Regions from separate parts of the Homo sapiens genome. Here region 2 is linked to region 1. A link is an interaction called in ENCODE POLR2A ChIA-PET data of the cell type or tissue named here. Cell type or tissue: K562. All regions are shown on one strand.

Region 1 (2,500 bases):
TAGGGACAGGCAGCCTGGGTCTCAGCTCATCCTGCCTCCTCCCCTGAGTCCCACTCTCCTTCCTGACTATGGGGAGCAGCCACATGATTTGCAGAGCCCAGCGCACATGAGAATTCAGGGTTCATTGTTCAAAATGCAGGATGAAATGATATTATAGGTGCTAACGTACGAAGCTCGTTCTTTTTTCTGTAATCCATTTCTCAACTTGTTGTGGTGTTTTCTGTTATCCAAAGTTGTTGGACAACACATATTTATCCAAAGTCTTTTTTTTTTTGTGATGGAGTCTCACTCTTTTGCCCAGGCTGGAGTGCAGTGGTGTGATCTCAGCTCACTGCAACCTCCACCTCCCGGGTTCAAGTGATTCTCCTGCCTCAGCCTCCTGAGTAGCTGGGATTACAGGAATGCACCACAATGCCTGGCTAATTTTTGTATTTTTAGTAGAGACGGGGTTTCACCATGTTGGGCAGGCTGAACTCAAACCTGACCTCAGGTGATCCATCAGGCTCAGCCTCCCACAGTGCTGGGATTGCAGGTGTGAGCCGCCGCCTGGCCCCAGCGCAGAGTTCTTGACTTGCAGCCTTCGTTGTCCTTGTCCCAATGCTGCCAGCCACACCTGCCAGGGGCTCAGGTCAATGCTCTGGCGTCCTCCAATGCCCTGGAGTCAGCCAGCAAGCCCAGCTGGCTCTACCTTCAACACCATGATGGTAATCTGTTGCTCTGCTGTGTCACAAACGACTCCAAATTATAGTGGCTTAAAACAACACACATTTATGACTTCCAGGTGGGTCTGGAATCCAAGTCTGGTTTAGCAGTTTCCCTCTGCCCCAGGGTCTCCTACAAGGCTAAAATCAGGGAGCTGTTTGGGGCTGTGGTTTAATCTCAGGGGTCACATGTACATCTTAAATTCTGCATAAAACAGTTTTATATAATAAAAGGCCACTTCTCACAGCATCTCTGGCCCCAAAAGGGGCGGAGTTTCCTGGGGGGCTGGTGAGCAGTGACACTGTAAAGGGGCGGAGTTTCCTGGGGGGCTGGTGAGCAGCGACACTGTAAAGGGGCGGAGTTTCCTGGGGGGGACTGGTGAGCAGCAACACTGTAAAGGGGCGGAGTTTCCTGGGGGGGCTGGTGAGCAGCGACACTGTAAAGGGGCGGAGTTTCCTGGGGGGCTGGTGAGCAGCAATACTGTAAAGGGGCGGAGTTTCCTGGGGGGGGCTGGTGAGCAGCGACACTGTAAAGGGGCGGAGTTTCCTGGGGGACCTGGTGAGCAGTGACACTGTAAAGGGGCAGAGTTTCCTGGGGGGACTGGTGAGCAGTGACACTGTAAAGGGGCAGAGTTTCCTGGGGGGCTGGTGAGCAGTGACACTGTAAAGGGGCGGAGTTTCCTGGGGGGCTGGTGAGCAGTGACACTGTAAAGGGGCGGAGTTTCCTGGGGGGCTGGTGAGCAGTGACACTGTAAAGGGGCGGAGTTTCCTGGGGGACCTGGTGATCAGTGACACTGTAAAGGGTCGTAGAGTTTCCTGGGGGACCTGGTGAGCAGTGACACTGTAAAGGGGCGTAGAGTTTCCTGGGGGACCTGGTGAGCAGTGACACTGTAAAGGGGCGTAGAGTTTCCTGGGGGACCTGGTGAGCAGTTGACACTGTAAAGGGGCGTAGAGTTTCCTGGGGGACCTGGTGAGCAGTGACACTGTAAAGGGGCGTAGAGTTTCCTGGGGGACCTGGTGAGCAGTGACACTGTAAAGGGGCGTAGAGTTTCCTGGGGGTACTGGTGAGCAGCGACACTGTAAAGGGGCGGAGTTTCCTGGGGGGCTGGTGAGCAGTGAGACTTTTTTCCGGGTCCCAACCCCCCAGGACATCATGCGGTCAGGAGCTCTGGGCTGGCGCAAGCGCACCCCAAGATGCACGGCCCGGCTGTCACTGTGACTGCGGTGGGCTCCTGGCGCTCTGGGTGCCTGGCACTGCAGCCTGAGGTCTGGGGTGGAGGCTGCCACCTGGTGTGCTGGTGATCCTGGGCCACCCAACACCTCCTCCACCAGCGGGGATTTCAGAGGCCCAGGTACCCGCATGGAGAGAACAGGTGCTCAGACCAAGGCCAGGTCCAGGAGGAGGCAGGACCCGGGAGGCCTGGACAACCCCAGGCCTGTCCTGAGCGTTGGAGGGCCGCTTCTGCCCACAGGCTTGGTCCCCAGGCCCAGCAGTGTGAGAGCCAGTCTTCCCAGGCCAGGACAGGGTTCAGGGAGGCAGCTCTGTGGGGCTGAGGCCTGGCCATCCTGTGTCACAACCTCCTCCATGGCCAGAGTGAGGTGACCCTGCTGGGGGTGACCAGGCCTGGGCCTGTGCTTGGCAAGTCTTTGGCTGATGGGACGTTAGACGCCAGGGGCTTCCCAGAGGGGCAGTGGGGGCGGGAGTGCAGCTGAGGATGAGCAGGAGCCTCCCCATCCCTTTCGGGCCCACACTGAGAACATGCAGTTCCGGCAGGGCGGCTTGTGGCCAGCCATGGCCT
Region 2 (2,500 bases), 51 kb before region 1:
GCCCAGCCCTGGAGCCTAGCCTCCCAGGCGTCCCTCAGAGCCCCCTCCTGGTCTGACAGTGGGTGAGCTAAGGGCCTAAGGAGGAGAACTGGGCCCAGAGCACCCTGAAGCTGACCCAGCCTGTCCCTGTCCCTGCCCCTGTCCCTGCCCCTGCCTCACACACACTCCACCCTCCTGCACCCCTCACCCCACTTTGCAGTTCTCTACCAGTTGGGGGTCCTGGGTGCGGTGCCCTTTCGAACAGCGTCGCTTCCCAAGTAAGTTCTCCATGAGGCCTACGCAATGTGGACGCAGCACAGAACATCCTTTATATCACTCTGTGCTGGTCAGGGAGGTGGAATAACGGTGCCAAGCCAGTGTGGGGGAGGTACAGTGGGCAGGCGCCAGGCCCACTGGGGAAGGAAGGGAGGCGGTGGGGTGCTGGGCCGGATGGGGGTCTCACCCTTCACTCCCCACAGCCTGGAAAATGACCATCCAGCCTTCGCCCACAAAGGGCCACCTCCGGGTCACCTTCTTCTCGTCCAGCCCCGCCCACTTCCAGGTGCACCTGTGTCACAGGAGGAAGTCACAGCTCCCTGCCTGCCAACGCACACTCCAGGCCAGCCCGCTCCCTTCAGCCTCAGTGAGCCGAGAGAGTGGGGCTCCATCCTGGGGAGGTGGGGGTGGTGGCGGCAGGACCCCATCACTTCCCTGTGGTGGTCTCTGCCCCACCCGGGCCCTGAGCCCACCCAGGGTCTAGTCTACCTGGCAGGGAGGGATGGGAGGCCAGCCCTGCTTTGTGGGTGCTGAGAGGATGTGGGAGAAGGACAGTGTTTAGCCTGATCCACCCTTCCTCCCATTGCCTGTGACCTGCCCTCCCCCACCCAGGGTGACCTGGCAGCCGCCCCTGCTTTTGCCTTCCTAGACCTTCCCAGGGAGGAGGCCTGTGCCCCAGGCATCTGCATCCAGGTGGGTGTCGCTGCTGTGCCCAGCCCCTAGCCATCTCCTCCACTGCAGGACCTCAGTTCACACCCCCCCTTCCCATCCCCCATCCCCGGGGGAAGCAGGAGGCCATGTTGACGGAGCTGCCTTATGCCTGCAGGGCTGGAGGACCGATGTACACTTCTCCGTCCCCCAGCAGCTCTGCAACCTCCGCTCCAGTGGGTGCCCATCTCTCAGGGGCCGCAGGAGGCCGAGGACTAGACCTAGGCCTCCCACGGCAGGCTGGGCGTGGCGTGCACTGAACAGGAGACTGGGTGGGGGAAACGGGGAGACCATCCGGCCCTGAGTCAGGTCAGGCTTCTGCGCCAAACCCAGGTCTGTGCCCAGCACTGCCCTCCAGCCTTGCATTTCCCTCCACCACACACCGCTGGGCCTCCCGCACGCCCACCCTGGTCTCACTGTCACTGGCCTTGCCTCCTCCTCCCTGGGGGTCCACCTTCCCTGATCAGAGCTCTGGTTCCAACCGCCAGTGACTTGGGATGTCCCTTTGCCCACCAGCCACTGAGGCCCAGGCTCCCAGGACCCAGGGTACATCAGGACAGGACTCTGCCCAGTGGACAGAACTAAGCACATGTGGCCTGGGTGTGGTCAGGAGCGTGGCTCTGCCTTGGAGTCCAGGAAGGGTCAGAGCTGGCACTCCTACCTGCACCCCTCCCTGTGAGCAAAAGAGCTTGCCTAGCTTCGGGTGGGGTGAACCGCAACAGCCACAGAGGTGGGAGGGGTGGGAGGGGGTGGATAGGACAGCCTGGCACCCAGGGCCTCTGGAGACCCTTTCCAGGGAGCACCAGTGGGCCAGGCAGGGGTCTCTGGAATGTCTCCTCAGCTCAGCTGAGCCACAGCCATTTCAGGGCAGCCTGCTGCCCACAGGACATGCCCAGGGCCGTGGCAGTACCCGCAGACCTTCAGCTCCCCCTTCTCCCAGCAAGACTTTTTGGCCAAGCCTAGGTCCCCCTCCCTAGCAAAGGTCACCTCCAGCAGATCACAGACTAAAGGGGCAATGGCCACCTGCTGGTCAGGTGTCCCTGGGGCTGGCACCTGCCACTGTGGAGTGCCCATGCTATGCTGGGCAAGTCCACGGCCCCAGGGACAGGCCTGGAGGCAGCAGGAGGACCGGGCCTGGCTCAGGTGGGGGGATCTGGGGGTCATACACACTCCTCTTGGGGCCAGGGTGGGCTCCTCCTTCACTTGTCTGCTGAGCCTCCCTGCAGATGGAAGGCTGCTGTCCACAGCCACTGGCACCCCAGGACTGGGCAGCCCCCTCCCCTTCCCTCACATGTCTCAGCCTCGCACAGTGGGGGCAGGGCTGGGAGGTGGTGTCCCAGCCAGTACCACCCCTACGTCTCTCTCCAGCTGCACCCACCCACATGGGACGGCAGCCTGAGGCCAGGAATCTCCTCACGAACAAGTAGGTGCCAGGGACACATTGCTGGGGGGCAGGAGGCCAAGGCACAGCCTCGGACAGCTGAGCCAGGCCCCCCTCCGAGAGTGTGGGGTGTTCTCACCTGACTGTGGGGCCTAG

The links. Peaks named below come from ENCODE experiments on the same cell type or tissue, not always from the same donor. Only the 100,000 strongest peaks of a DNase experiment are listed, where the experiment ranks them.
Region 2: POLR2A ChIA-PET joins it to region 1 with 5 read pairs; 11 of 35 experiments call an interaction of 5 or more read pairs at or near these places.

Annotation. Positions count from the first base shown.
Region 1 is chr22:49,944,205-49,946,704 of GRCh38, reverse strand. No RefSeq gene overlaps it. Among named protein-coding and RNA genes, the nearest start is that of PIM3, 15 kb to the left of the region's middle. RefSeq lists a silencer at 2,420-2,500. In K562, no CTCF peak of the experiment used is centred here; a DNase peak (open chromatin) is centred at 1,135.
Region 2 is chr22:49,995,442-49,997,941 of GRCh38, reverse strand. It overlaps IL17REL (interleukin 17 receptor E like), which reads left to right. Exons shown (of 15, transcript NM_001371417.1): 12 at 200-257; 13 at 459-622; 14 at 868-948; 15 at 1,082-2,500. The coding sequence ends at 1,267. Among named protein-coding and RNA genes, the nearest start is that of IL17REL, 16 kb to the left of the region's middle. In K562, no CTCF peak of the experiment used is centred here; no DNase peak of the experiment used is centred here.